2 separate regions of the Homo sapiens genome follow, and region 2 is linked to region 1. Evidence: chromatin loops called from intact Hi-C (ENCODE). Cell type or tissue: IMR-90. All regions are shown on one strand.

The links. Peaks named below come from ENCODE experiments on the same cell type or tissue, not always from the same donor. Only the 100,000 strongest peaks of a DNase experiment are listed, where the experiment ranks them.
Region 2: a loop joins it to region 1, with 4 times the contacts of the local background. A loop is called at or near these places in 4 of 110 quality-filtered maps.

Annotation. Positions count from the first base shown.
Region 1 is chr4:17,319,606-17,327,605 of GRCh38, forward strand. It overlaps SNORA75B (small nucleolar RNA, H/ACA box 75B), which reads right to left and starts at 1,277; the gene lies at 1,141-1,277. In IMR-90, a CTCF peak has its summit at 4,965 (motif pointing left); DNase peaks (open chromatin) are centred at 4,606 and 4,926; H3K4me3 peaks cover 161 bases; H3K27ac peaks cover 1,281 bases.
Region 2 is chr4:17,099,292-17,107,291 of GRCh38, forward strand. No RefSeq gene overlaps it. Among named protein-coding and RNA genes, the nearest start is that of LINC02493, 83 kb to the right of the region's middle. In IMR-90, no CTCF peak of the experiment used is centred here; a DNase peak (open chromatin) is centred at 4,120; H3K27ac peaks cover 221 bases.

The DNA of each region.
Region 1 (8,000 bases):
CAGAAAGCAGAGGGTCTTGATAGCCTCCCAAAGCTGGCAGGAAGTGGCAAGCCAAGATTCAGATGCATGTAGCTACTCAGCTATTCTGCCCTCCTGGACCTAACTGTAGAACTAGGACCAATGGTTGGACCCCACGAGCAGACACATCAAAACTCACTCTGAAAAGAAAAGTCTAAGTAGTCCAAGCTGTCCAAAGACAGAATAGACCTAGACAGTCTCAAAAACAAAGGAAACACACAAAGTATGAAATCTAAGACCAAATATCTTTGACCTCCCAGAACAGATCAAAAGTATAGATCTGAGTATAAATACTGTACCCTACTGGCCTCTCTAAGTATTCATCAGATGGTGTGTTTTTGGCTTAGGGGTTCTTAAATGATATACATAGAGAGAGAAAGGGAAGCAAATTTCTTGGCAGATTCAAGCATCTGTGTAGGGAAGAGGAAGGAAGAGTAGTACACTTAAGAGAATCGCAGTGGAATGGGAGTAAGAGGCTGAGAATAGACACGTTTTAGGTTTAGGCTAAGAATTGAGAGAACTCACACAGTTGCTGCGAGGATCAAAGGATAACATGCAAAAATAGACAGAAAAGTATAGCTCATGAGATAAATGTAAGAAATTCCGGTCCCAGAGGCAGCTGGCAGTGCTACCGGCTCCTGAGCAAGTGAAGCAATGCAAACTGTCGGAGGAATATGGTTCCACTGAACCTATTCCAGCCAGGAATAAACAAGGATGAAAAGGAGGCTTTGGGAACAATGAAGGCAACAAAGACAGCTGGTGGGGGGTGGAAAAAGGAATACATGAAGGGAAGTCCAATTCTGCCATGGCTTGGACATCAAGGTGCTCAAAATTCATGAAGCTCCTCCCTTCTACCATTTGCACCCAAGAGGCCTGAAAATAACCAGATTGCCAGGCCTTTCCTACCTCTCCTTCCCTCTATCTGAAACATCTCTCTTCTCCTTCCTTACTCAGCTCTTTCCTTTGTCTTCTGCTTGGTCATCTCCCAACTATGTTTCAGGTCTCTTAGTTGTCACTTTCTGCAGAAACCCTTTCTGGACTTCCCCTCACCCAATGCTAAATCCTTCTTCTTTTTGGTTCTCCAAACTCCCTGTTCTTTTGTTTGTTTGTTTTTTCTTCCCAGAATGTCTCACAAAACAGCCAAATATACCTCTGTAAAGACAGAAAGTAAAATAACGCTAGTTCTGTGAATTCTCTCTTCTTCTCATGCAAATCCATCAACTGCCATCAATGGACAGAAAGGAGCTCAATGAGAAGCCAAGCTCCCTGTTCTTTCTCCATTTCTATATAGTTACTGCCTCTTGCCATCTTCCCCATCACCCTCCATAAACTTGTTAACCTTGTGAAGGCAAGAACCATGGTGTCTACACAGTACCTGGCCCATAACAGAAACACAATAAATTCATTCATTCATTTACTCACCTGACACATATTTACTGAATATACATTCTGTGCCGGGCACTGAAGTAAAGCAGCAAACAAGACAGATAAATTCTCTGCCTTCATTCTTGGGGGAAGGAAAAGTTTTTTTTTATTTTATTTTATTTTTAAATCAAGTAAATGAAAACAAACAAGACGGTTACAGATTGCTAAAAGAGGTATGGAAAAAAATGAACAGTTTGATGACATGAAAGAGGAAGACCTTCTTTAAGTCTCATGTCTTTGGATTCTGGGAGAATCTGTCCCCTGCAGCCTAAAGCCATGTTCCTTCTTTCACCGGGATTCACTGAGATCCTCAGGGAGATCACAGGGCAATGAGGGGAACTGAAGAGGAAACCAGGGATTGTAATCATATGGGATAAGGCCTATGACAGATACTCACATGGGGCTGGGTGTGATGGAAGGGCCAAGTGGTATGTTGAAAATTTAGGAGCAGTGTTCCAGAAGGGCTTCTGGTGACGATGACTTCGAGCCTGGTGATTCAGAGTACTATGGTTTCTGGGACTGTAGTACTGGATTTGAATCCAGCCCCCACCTCTCACTAGCTGTGTGGCCTTGGATGAGTTACTTAATTTCTGTGTTTCAGGTTCCTCATCTGAAGGATGAGTTAAATGACAATACTCGCCCTACAGGGCAGTTGTGAGGATGAACTTTATTCATATACATAAACTACTTAGAATAGGGTGAATATATAGTGAGTGCTATACATGTTGACCTCGATTACTGTTTTCAGGATGCAAAAGAGTTAGCTCAATGAAGAAAAGAGTGGTGAAAAAGCATCCCAAGAAGAACAAATACCTGTGGAATGAAGGAAAGAATGGAAAGAATGGCAAATGACTCCAAGATGACAGCTTAGTCAACAGGCGCTGGCTTTGTCCGTGAATAATCATAGGGGAGAATCCATTGTGCTAGAGCTGCCTCGTGGGTTAAGAACAAACCCAGGAAAAATAGACGGGTTCTCTGTCCTCACAGGCATATTCAACAAGACTAAACACACAAGGAAGAGAGACTAAACACATGAGAAGGATGCAAGGCAGCAAAAAAACCGGCTCTGAACTAGGTAGCCAGACTCCAATGGTAATCTCAAAAAAAAAAAAAATGAATCATACTATTTTGTTTGTGATGTGCCAGACACTGGGCTAAACACTTTATATGTTTTTCCTGCTTAAATTCAGCCCACAAATACACATTATGTGACTGTCTCTCCATGACAAAACCCCTAGGAGATTTTAGGGAAGGGAGAGATTGACCCAAAGGACCCAAAAAGACAGCAAAGCTTGAGCTAGGCCTTAAGAGAAGGAAAGAATTTGAATAGAAGGTGAGTAAAAGAGAAACTACAGAAGCACAGCCCAAGAGAAACATAATGTGAGCCACAAATACAAGCTACATATCCAATTCTGAATTTTCTAGTGGCCACATTTTTTAAAGTTAAAAAAGGTAAAATTAACTTTTAGAATATATTTTATCCAATATTTGCAATGTATTAAAATTTCAGTATGTAATCAGTATAAAACATTATTAATGAGATGTTTTGCATTATTTTCTTTCTCTACTAAGTCTTTGATATCTGGTGTGTATTCTCTACTTACAGAACTTGTCAGTTTCAAGTAGCCAGACTTCAAGTGCTCAATAGCCCCATGTGACTACCACCTTGGACAGCACAAGTCAAGAGGTTTTGAAAAAAGAAAAGGCATTCATGGATGTCTTGCTAGGCCTCAGTCACTTTTTCTACAAACACAGCTTTATTTAATCTTCCAAACCACTCCCTTAGGGGAATATTGTTACAGGTTGAGTATCCCTTATCCAAAATGCTTGGGACCAGAAGTATTTTGGAATTCAGATATTTTTTCTAATTTTGGAATACTTGCATTATACTTATGCGTTCAGCATCTTTACTCCGAGAATCCAAAATCTGAAATGTTCCAATGGGTATTTCCTTTGAACATTGTGTCAGCATTCAATGGCAAAAGTTTGGATGTGAAATCCAAAAGTTTTGCATTTTGAAGCATTTCGGGTTTTGGATTTTTGGATGAGGGGTATTCAACCTGTATTATCCCCATTTTACAGAGGAGAACACTGAGACTCTAAGAGGTTAAGTTGACAGCTAAATAAGTGGGTTGATCTAGGATTTAAATCCAGCTCTCACCAACTTCAAGCCTGGGCATATTCCTCATGCTGGAATTGTCTTAGGAAACTGCTTCCGAGGACCGTGCACCCCAAAACAAGACAACACCCGGGCAGAGAGAACCACAGAGATCCTGGGATCCACTTCTGAGCAGCTTCCTCCCCAGGCTCCATAGCCCACACCAGCTTTGTACAGCCTCCCGTACAGGGAGCAGGGTGGACAAAAAGCACGCAAACACACGCAACTTTTCTCTTTCCAGTTAATTGAAATTGAGATGTACCCTGCTCCATCACAGCAAAATGACGAAAGGAAAGCAAGGAAGGGCACCTGTGTGGGTAAATCTTTTACTTCTGTTGCAGAGACGTACATGATGAACAGATACTTAGTTGGCTGCTTCTCAGCCAGCCAAGCAGGGCTCCCTTACACCCTTTGCGGCTCTATTTTGTTGTCAATTACTGTTTCTAAAACTATTAAGAGAGGAAGGGGGAAGAGTATAAACAGCATTAACGGTAATTTACGATCTGAAAAGGGACAGCAGGAGTTCGAAATCTGTCTACATTAAGATACTTTCCCCACGCTCCTCTGGGTCCTGGAGCTAGAGGATCAGGATCCAGGATCGTAGGAAAAGGATGTTTATACAACACTTCTGGCAGAAAAGACATTTTTTTTCCTTGCACGCCGAGGGCAAGGTTCAGCTGACTTTCCATAAAGGGTCTGGTCTGTGCCGAGCATGCTGTGGGTACCCTGTCCCTGGTGTGGGAAGATACATGAGCTTTCCAGATTTTTGTTTTATTTTATTTACTTTTTGTTTAATGAACCCTCCCTGATTTCTACAGTCATTCAAGCTTGCTGCCACCCACCCCACCCCACCTCAACCATCAGCAAAGCCCACCAGGAAAATTGCCAAGAGAGACACTCATCAGCTCTTCAGTGAGAATTTTGCCATGCTTCTGCCTTTGGTAACTCCAGATTCTTCCAGACAAAGGTTGACTCCATCACTAAGGCATGTTTTATGCCATCCAGTTTAACTTTGCAGGACCTACTTCTCAAGCCAAGGAATTGCAAGACCACATTATGTAGCAGCTTGAGTTAGAGTCTAAAAGGAGAGCCAGTTGCACCCCAGGATTACCATGATTTTTTCCTTTTTCTTTTCTTTTGAGGTGGGCATGAGATACCACGGTCTGGCTCTGAACACAATCTCTGGCAGCTGCTTATGATTCTCTCAACACTAATGATGTGATCAAGTCTTCGAGTGAATTTTGGAGCTGAAGGGAGAGACAAAAAGAAAATTTCATAAACCACCCCCAGAATCTGTTCGCTGAAGCACCACACATTTACAGTACCACCTTCGCGAACCAGTCTCTTAGATCACTAGCGACCCCACGTGGCCAATTTAAAAGAACAGTAATTTTTCTCCCCCCCCGCAGAAAAGAAACTTAACGCTTCAAGGTTTTACTCCTAAGTCTTCGTAGAATTTAAAAACTGAAAAGCTGTAAGGACCGTTAATGTCACCTGACCCAACCACCTCATTTTACAGGAAGCAGAGGTTGAGAGAGGTAAAAAGGGCCTCGAAAGGTCACACAGAATGTTAAGGTCAAGTTAGGAAGCAATACAAGAAATGATTCTAAGAGATTCTATGCTACTGGATTTTAATTTCTTAATCGAAGAAAGGAAAAGAAGGCTTTTGTTCCCCAGACCAGAAAATAAATACTGCTATTACAGAAGAATCACTGTAATAAGACTGCATGTTTTAAAGGATCCCAAGTTCCAATAGGTATGTAGGCAATACATATATTTCTTTCCTCTTCTACGCCTAAAACTTACCAGAGTACATTAAATAGAGTCACGGCAAGAATGAGGCCAGCATGGACAAGAGGGAGGAGTCGGCATTTGGCAAATGTGAATTAGATGCTCATTCCCAAAGCCTAGCCACTGAGCAAAGGAAAAGATTGGGTTTCATTTCCACCCTCATAATGGCACTGCAGAGTGGACACTATTATTCCCATTTTAGAAATGAGAACACTGAGGCTCAGGGAACTAAACTAACTTGCTCAAAATCTGACAGAGACTAAACTGCAAAGCTAGCTCTCTGCAGGACTTTACTTAATGCCTCAACTTATCCATCCATCAAATGGGATGATAAAGTCGGCCTGTTGATCAGAAAATGTTAGTGTTAGAAAGGGTCCTCAGAGGAACTCTCTTTCAAATGAAAATGGACCCGCTGTACATATAACAGTCAAAAATGATTGGTATCTATCTGCATATATATAATAAAGTCTAGCAAAGAGAACATGGGTGCTGTTGTGACCAGATTAAAGCTGAGAGTTAAACAGGGCATTTGCAGTTTTCGATCTGCTTGAGCATCCGGGCTGTATATTCTGTTTTGTTTACTCTGTAACATAGAGTTTCTGATTCACTTTCCCCAAGATAGAAGTCTATCTTGGTTTGATGGACAATGTTGCTGCTGCTGCAGCTGTTCAAATCACACTGCCCTTCCAGCCTCAGAGCCCTCCTCAATTCAAGAGAGAGATGCTTCATTCAAAGTCTGCTCTAAAACCAGTTAGTACGTGTCTACCTTCAGGTCCACGTGGTGTTAAAATATGACATTCTATATACATTTATATGTGTATGTGTTGATATTTATTACCACTACTAACACAGTTTTAAATTAGGTGCAGATGACCTTAAAATCATTTACTTAACTCAAGCACCACCATAGAATCCAAAAGTTCCAGGAGGAGGAAGGAAAATTTGAAAATCACTGATCCAGTCCAGCCTGCTATCAAGAAACCCTACTTTTGTTAAAACCAAAATGAGAACCTCCAAAATTTAGGATCAGCTCAAATCTCCACTCCTCATCACCATCACTACAACCCCATGTGTCACCTTTCCCACGAAGCATCTCATTTGGTCTCCTTTTGCCATCATAGGTTGGACCCCTTCCCCGCCCCACCCCACTACAGGACACGGTCCCCCATTCTTGGCAGCTCTATCCAAAGCATGGACCAAACCTCCCTTTGCTGTCTGCTCTGAGTACCATGGAAACAGTCTGGAATTTTCCCAATGCCATTTCTAAAATTACTGCAAGAGAATAGAAGGTAAATAAATACAGAAAGTGGGAGAAATCTAAAATCAATGATTTACAAAGCGTGAAATTCTGATCCAAATCTTACTACAGGTCATTCTCTCTCTAGAGCTAGAAAATCTTTCCCTGTTCCAGGAGGAGGTCCCCAAAATAGAAATACTCCATGTAAATTGGTACAAAGACTCTGAAAAGCAATCCAGCACCATCCTTCAAGGTCTGTAAAAAAATTCCTATGCTCGGGCCCTGTAATTTCACTTCTCCAACTCACCTGAATGAAATAATCAAACAGCGAGGGCAGTAATTCATTCACAAAGATGTTTGTCACTAACTCACCTATAATTATATAAAAAAAGAAAACCTGAAAACAAACTGTGCAACAGGGTTTATGATGTAGCCATAAAATGGAACATTACGTAGCCATTAAAAATGATGTTTTAAAGCATTTTTGATAATACTAAGTGGACAAAAAAAGAACTTTTAATGGCATTTAGTGAAAATAGCAAGGTGCAAAACTGGTACACATTATGTAATCAAATATTTCAAACCAAAACAAGAGAAGTATGAGTGTGTAGAGGGAAAAAAAAAAAGAAGAAGAAACTTAGCAAAATGTTCACAAAGTGAACTGACAGAGTGGTGAGATTCATGCTGATTTTCTTCTGTACTTGAATTCTGCTTTACTTTTATGATGAGTTTGCATTAATGTATAATCTGAAAATAAAATAAGTTGGGGTGGTCTCTTTAAAAAATATTTTATTAACTTTGAAGATATTAACTTTTTAAAGATATGAACTCTGTAGCCCAGGAGGCTGACACATTTTCTCAATCTACATCTCCCTACCTCCTCCCTGTCCCCATCGTGCTCCATCTCCACGCCTCCTGCTCCGCCCACCTCATCTCTGCTTCTCCTTTCTGCTTGTGGATCCCAGAGATCCACATTCATGACAGCCAATGATGCGACCCTCCAAGGGACCTTCCAGAGTCACATTTGTCAGGAGGCTGGTACCTCTTCTGAATTATTTACCCTTAAATAAAGCAACCCCATGAAAAATTCACATCTCTCAAACGTCTTGCAAGATTTTTCTTCTCCTCTTGGTTGAAAGGCAGGGTCTATGGAATTCATAATTCATTCAACTAATATTGATTGAGCGTCCACCATGTGCCAGGACCTCTTCTGGAAGAATACATGAGACAAGGCCACCACCCTCTGAGAACTGGCATTCTGGCATGGGCAAAAAATAATAAATAATCATGCAAATGAGGAGAATATCAACTCTGCTAAGTGCTGTTCTCAGAGTGACTCAGTGGCTGCCTGAGACAGTTATTCTTCAGATC
Region 2 (8,000 bases), 220 kb before region 1:
TTTAAGAAAGGAAGATGGGATTTAGAAAAAAGGGAAGGAATGAAAAAAGCATTTTAGAGCCAGTGTTCCCCAAATTAGATACACATTAAAATCATCTGGGAAGTCTGTTTGAGAAAGAGCTTTATTAAAGTATTATTTACAGCCCATAAAATTCACTCATTTAAGTATAAAATGTAATACTTTTAGTAAATGTATACAGTTGTGCAACTACACTACAATTCAGTTGTGACATTTCTGTCATCCCCCAAATACTCCCTCATACCTCAAAGCTTTTAATTTTGATTTCAAATCAATTCATTCTCGAATTACATAGAAAATCAATGTTAAGAGGCTGGTGTTTTTTCCATACTTTTATCAATACATTTAGGCATTTATATACTGTCTTAGTAACTCAGGCTATCATAACAAAAAATATAAACTAGGTGGCTTGTCAACAACAAGCGTTTGTTTCTCACAGTTCTGGAAGATGGGAAGTCCAAGATCAAGACATTGGTGGATTAGGTGTCTGGTGAGAGCCCATTCCTCATAGACAGTGCCTTCTCATTACATCCTCATGTGGTAAAAAGGGACAAGGCAGCTCTCTAGAGCTTCTTTTATAAAGGCATTAATCCCAATCAGAAAGCTCTGCCCTCATTACCTAATTACCTCTCAAATACCCGACATCCTAGTACCTTGGGGGTTAGGATTTCAACATACACATTTGAGGGGGACACAAACATTTAGAACATAGCACGTACGTAAGGAGATAACAGCCATACATGTGTTGAGGCTTTTTTGTTTCATTAATAAAATTAATGGGGCCAGGCATGTGGCTCATGCCTGTAATCCCAGCACTTTGGGAGGCCAAGGCAGGTAAATCACTTGAGGTTAGGAGTTTGAGACCAGCCTGGCCAACACGGCAAAACGCTGTCTCCACCAGAAAATACAAAAATTTGCTGGGTGTAGTGGCACATACCTGTAGTCCCAGCTACTCAGGAATCTGAGGTGGGAGAACCGCATGAACCCAGGAAGTGGAGGTTGCTGTGAGCCAAGATTGCACCACTGCACTCCAGCCTGGGTGACAAAGTGAGAACCTGTCTCAAAAAAAAAAAAATTTTTTTAATATAAATAAATAAATGGAACCATAGCATATATTATCTTTCATGACCTGCCTTTTTCAGTGAAAAAGATGTCTCAGAGATCTTTTCATGTTGGTTCTCTTTTCTCATTCTCTTGTAATGTCTTCCTGGCATTCCAGAGAATAAATATAGTATAATTCACGTGGCCACCATTTCCCCTTTTGATGAAAATATAAGCTGTTTTTTTTTTTTTACTTTTTATCTTAAATAATGTGGCAGTAACATTTGTGTACTATATCCATATGCATCTGTGTGTTATTCCTGGAGGACAGACTCCTAGAAATGCAACCACAGGTCTGAATTTTTTTAAAACCAGGTATCCTAACAACCTTCTTCTCCATTCTCAGTCCTCCAAGAGTTTATTAGATCTGGGTGGAGCTGTATTTTTACCAAGAACCTGCTCTAGAGATTCAGATATAGCCAGCCTGGCACCAGCTGCAACTGTCATTGTGGAGTCTTTGTTCTAAAGCAAACATCAGTGACTTTGTAGTCAGAAAAGTATAGATTCACATCCCAGCTCTGTCCTTGCAAGTGGTATAACCCTGGATGCCATTCATTCTTGTCTATGCCCATGCACTCATTCATTCATTCACCATCTAGTAAACAAGCATTGAGCACTTATGTGTTCAATTCTCAGTCAGCAGGTGACACAGATACAAAAACAAATGAATAAATACAGTAAAGTATCACAGATATTATGAAGAGGAGGCTAGTCCATTGCATGTAGAGAAGGATGACTGGGGAAACCTGAAAAGATGATAGAGGGAACGCTAAGGGTGAGCCTTAAATTAGGGTTTCTTCCAAGCCACCACACATAACCCACTCAGAGGAAACAATGAATGTGATGGCCTGGAGGTAGCATGCATCGTGATTTTGCAAAATACAAGGTGCAAGGGGCAGCAAGGAGGCTGGGAAGGCAGACAGGATTATGGTAGGCTTTGTAGGGTGTACTAGGGTCCTTTTAAAGGGCTGTGCCATGGGACATACCATGGTAGAGTTGCATTTAGCACAACTTTAATGCTACGGTATGAAGGAAGAAATAAAAGGGCTTTAGCAGGGAGACCCAGGTCATAGAGTGAGTTGGCATGGAACCTTGTCCCAGGCCAGCACTCTTTGTACAACCCACACCAAACACTAGTGTTAGAGCCCATTAGAAAGCCAAGTAGTGCTCCCTAATTATTGTTGACTTGCCTAGTTGATAAGCTTATTGTTCTTGGCCTTGATGCAACCCAGCACTAAGCCTAGTATTGAATGTTCAGCCAGGTACGACTGTTAATTTTATGTGTCAGCTTGGTTAAGCCACTGTGTCCAGATATTTGGTCAAACATTATTTTGGATGTTCCTGTGAGGGTGTTTTTGAATAAGACTGACATTTAAATCCATGAACTTCAAGTAAAGCAGATTGCCCTTCTTAATGTGGGTGGGCCTCATCCAATCAGCCGAAGGCTGACTAGAACAAATGCACGACTTCCCCCGAGTAAGAGGGAATTCTGCCAGCAGATGGCCTTTGGACTTGGACTGCAACATCAGCTTTTTTCTGGGTCTCCAGCCTTCTGGCTCACCATGCAGATTTTGAACTTACCAGCTTCCTTAACCGCATGAGCCAATTCCTTGAAATGAATCTCTCCAGATATATGCATACTCCGTTGTTTCTTTTTCTCCAGAGAACCCTGGCTAACACACCAGGGAAGACAGTATAAGTCTTTAGCAGTTCTCTCTAGGGCTAGAAGCAGCCCTAATACTATGGTGGGAATGCTTCTCATCACAGGAAGAATATCTAGAAAGGTTGTGGGGGATAGACAATCTGGTGGCATCATCTCTTTCTCTACAAATGTCTCCATTACAGCAGTTATTTATAGATATCTTTTCTGAACTTCTTTTCATTCTCTATCTTAGTTCCGGATCTGGACTGGACCAGGACCAGGATACCTGCCTGAACCTGCACAGAATGCTGCTTTGCCTGTTTTTGTTGTGGTTTGTTGTTTTGTTTTGTTTTCTTACATTTTCTTCGGTTATTGGCACAAGTTGCTCAACTCTCAGAAGGTGGGATCCATATATTGAAAATTTTTCATATTTTCCTTATAAAGTGAAGGTAGTAGTCAGACTGGCACTTTCTGTTTAATATTACTTTACAATTTATAGAATAGTGCTTGGTTTAATTAAGCTCTGAGCCTCAGTTATGAAATCTGTAAATTGAGGATAATATAATAATTGGGACTGGTACTACAGTACCTCATAGATTGTTCTAAGGATTAAATGAGAACATGCATGTCAAGTGCTCAGCAATGTACCTGGCATTTAATAAATGCTAGGTCTTTCCCTTATGAGATCATAAGTCTTACATGATTATTTCAATAAGCCTCTAAAGTAGACAAGAAATGATCAGTTAACCTTGTTTCATGAATGAAGATGAAGCTTAGAGGAAAAGTATCTTCCTTGGGGCCACACAGCCAAAAAGTAGAAAAGCTAGAACCTGAATTCAGAACTTCTGACTTCAATGCTCTTACTACTGTGCACACTCAGTTTCTGGGGCACACCATAGACCCCGAAAAGATACATACACACAAAAGAGTTTATGCAGATCTTTATGAGTATGTACAGCCAACAATAAAACAAATATGCTGTCTATGTACTTACATGCATTATTAGAAACATACATGCACATTTTCCCAAATCTGTTTTAATTTCCTCTTAAAATCTTTATGAATGGACTGCTAAAAGTGTATACTAAGGCCATTCATTTTTTGGCAGGTCAGGTTTCTCACAGCTCTTTTAATGTACCAAAGTGGTGGTAGAATGTGAAACTTTTAATACAGCCACTTGAATTGTCTACATATTCTTTTTAAGGGATATGAACCTTAGTTACACATTTTTTCTTCTGTATGTTTACATAGACTCCATCAGAAAGGTTTCAGCCAAGTAGCCTCTTTCCAGCTTCCAATGCCACATATTTGCAGAATGAAGAAAACTCAACTGGAGAAGAAATGGAATGTATGTGGCCGACTGGAACAGTGCTTTACTACAGCATCACCATAATATTGCACATCAGTAGAAAACCACATCCAGCATAAACTTCAGAGAAGGCAAATGTGTCATGGTGGAGACACAGGCTGTGGAGCCAAGTAGGGGTGGGTTTACATCCCTATTTGTCAGTGGAGCAAACTTGTGCCCATCTTGAGTTCAAGGCCATACATTTTAATAAAATATTTTTGTCTGAGTAGATGTAGAAATATTATATTGGTCAACATCTGCACAATTGGTATTAATTAATTGGTTGATAACTAATTATTCAAAACTCAGTGGCTTATAACACTAAGCATGGATTTTCATGTTCATGGATTTTCATGTTAATAATTTTGGCTGATCCAGGCAGGACTCAGCTGGGCATTTCTACTGCAGGGCGCTGAACCTACCTCCAGTGTATGAACTGTGTTACATTTGGGCTCAAGCCTGCAGGGCAGTGACAACTCAGTACACAGAATAACCATGTTAAGTTATGGGACTGAGCAAAACCTCAAACCAACATGTACAGTCAAATATTTGATAATGACATTGATAAATAATTATGCTTTTTATCCTTTATAATTTTTCAAATGCCTTCAATTTTAACTTTTCCTTAATTAGGAAGTAAAGATAGGTATATATTTTCATGTGGCTTTAAATAGAAATTTCCTTAAATGGCCTCATTTGGGGGGAAAATATCTGAAGTAAATATTCCTTAAAGTATAGCTTCTTAAGCTTTGCATGGATCACTTGTTAGCTTCCTAAAATGTAGATTGTCATTCAGTTCATCTAAGGTGATTCCGCAATGTTGGATTTCTGACATGTTCTCAGGGATGCTGATGATGCTTTTGAATTCCGGACAAATTTTAAGTAGGAAGGAAAATAATGCTACATCCACTTTTTTATTATTTTTGTAGAGAAAGATTTTGTTTCTCAAATGATAGTTATATGGTTTATGTAATAAAATGAAAAAAGTTTATGCAGATCAATAAAAATGTGTATTTCAACAGTTTCTAGATCATGCCAGATGAATAATAAACACTGAATGATATTCAACAAAAGAAAAACCTCAATCAACAGTTCTTAGCCTTGATACATTTCTCTGTAAAATATTGAGCAGATCATTAATACCTCAAATGCCTCAGCAAACAACCTGAAGTTCTAGCATGCACTCCCTTCAGCTCCCAGGGTCACTTCTGTTCCAGAAAGCACAGGCCTATAGCCTCTTCTGTTCTGAAACTCTTAGCTACTTTTGTGTAGCTGCTGCTTCCAACTTCCATTGCCAGGATTCCATTCTCTATCCTTCATCATTTCTTCTAGCATCAGAGATATCTTTCTGAAACTCAAATCTTACCATAATCTTCAACCACTTATCTGCAAATTAAGTTCCCTCCCAGCACCTCTGGGTTAAAGTTCAACTCCCCTCACAAGGCCTACCGGCCATTCTACATGCATTCAATCAACAAATATTTACTGTGCCATACTATGTGCCAGACGGAGTTCTACATGCTGGGGAAATCAAAGTCTCGACCTTCATGGAGTTTGCATTCCAGTAGGAAAGATGGATTCACAAGCAAATAAATGTAAATAAATCAGATATTGTCCTAGTACAGTCGTACCCCCTTCTCCTCCTGCCACTGTGCCCTATACAGTGCATACCTGCTCCCCATTTCTCTACACCCCCAGGTACATCATGTTCTTTCCTACCTTTGAGCCTATATGATTGTTGTTTCCTCTATCTAGAATGTCCTTGACTCTTCTCTACTTGGAACAGCATAATTATCTTTGAAGATACAGTTCACATGACCTGCAATGTGAAGCTTTTACATATATAGTTATTATTATTACTATTATTTTTTGAGATGTTGTCTCACTCTGTCGCCAGGCTGGAGTCCAGTGGCGCAATCTCAGCTCACTGCAACCTTTGCCTCCTGAGTTCAGGCAATTCTCCTGCCTCAGCCTCCCAAGTAGCTGGAACTACAGGTGCGTGCCACCATGCCCAGCTAATTTTTGTATTTTTAGTAGAGATGGGGTTTCACCATGTTGGCCAGGATGGTCTCGATCTCTTGACCTCGTGATCCACCCACCTCGGCCTCCCAGAGCTTTTCCATCTTAACTCCATGTAGTTATGTCCTGGTATGTGCCTAATTAAATCTGAAATGTCTGTTATGGCCACGTTTTTATTCATCCTTTTTTAATAGATAATCCACCCTCACCCAATATGGGCTTGCACCATCCAATTGGCTGATAGAACCAAAAGGCAGGGAAAAGGCAAATTCTCTCTCTCCATTATGGGGCTGGGACTTTTTTTTTTTTTTTTGAGACAGAGTCTCACTCTGTCGCCCAGGCTGGAATGCAGTGGCACAATCTTGGCTCACTGCAACCTCTGTCTCCCGGGTTCAAGTGATTCTCTTGCCTCAGCCTCCAGGTAGCTGGGATTATAGGCATGCACCACCACACCCTGCTAATTTTTGTATTTTTAGTAGAGATGGGGTTTCACCATGTTGGCCAGGCTGGTCTTGAATTCCTGAGCTCAGGTGATCTCTGCCTACCTTGGCCTCCCTAAGTGCTGGGATTATAGGTATGAGCCTTCACGCCCAAACTGGGACATTCTTCTTATCCTGCCCTTGGACATCAGAACTCCAGGTCCTTTGTTTGGCCTTCGACTGAAAGTGACACCATTGGCTTCTCCAGTTCTCCAGCTTGCAGACAGCCTATCGGACTTCTAAGCTTCCATAATCACATGAGCCAATTCCCCTAATAAATACCCTTTATATGTCAAATTATCTACATGTGCTATTGGTTCTGGAGAACCCAAATACAACCCCTCCCCTCATTCCAAGCTTTGCAAATATGACTTAACAGCCCCTTTTCATCAAGAAGTACAGTCTATTTCTTTACACCTTGAATCTGGGCTAGACTTAAACTTGCTTTGGTCAGTCGAATGTGTCAGAGATTTGGGGTTCTTGCTGACTTCTGCTCTCTTGGACTCCTGTGTCTGCCATGAGAACAAACATGGGCTAGCTGGCTGACGGATGAGAGATTTAATGGAACAGAGTCAAGATAAACCAGTAGTCCCCACAAGATCACAAGGCAGAATCAACAAATCCCTCCAGATAACCCACAGATACATGAAACGAATTCAATATTTATTGCTCTGTGTCCCTAAGGTTTGTGACTGTCTGTTACACAGCATCATTGTGGCCCTTGAACACTGATACAAATGCTTTAGGGCATCATCAAATCTTATGATTTTTTATATCTGACACATCATTTACATTGTTTTAGTCATTTATTCACTTATTCATGTATCTGTATTGCAAGGAGGTTTGTCTACTATATGCCAGACACTATTATAGGGCTTAAAGATTAATATGGTATATTTTGTGCCCTAATCAATAAATGTCAATGAGACAATTGACATGTGTCTTTTCCCCTTGAGCAACTCTAGAAACAGAACTTCCCTGACTGCTCCATAAAGCCAATTCCTCTGTTTAATCTCTCCAGCAGTTAAGAAGTTCTTCCTTATGTCCAGCCCCAAACTCTCCAGCTTTAGTCTGAGCTTCTGTCTTTTTGTTCAGTTGCCCATGAACCTGGGGAATAAACCTCAGCATCTGCCTCATACAAACCCTTTATGAATTTAAATTCAGTCATTAAGTCAGGGAAATAGTTAAGCCACTTTATATGTGCTGAAGATTTTATTTTGGGATATCTCTGTGGGAAGGGATGTTTGGGATTAATTGAGCTTTCTGGATATCTGCACATGAGCACCGGAATTTTATATATAGAACCAGAACACCTGATCACAGCACCTGCAAAGGGAAATTACTCATTTAACCTCTTGAACTCCAATCAGAGAGAGGAAGGTGTTGAGGATCT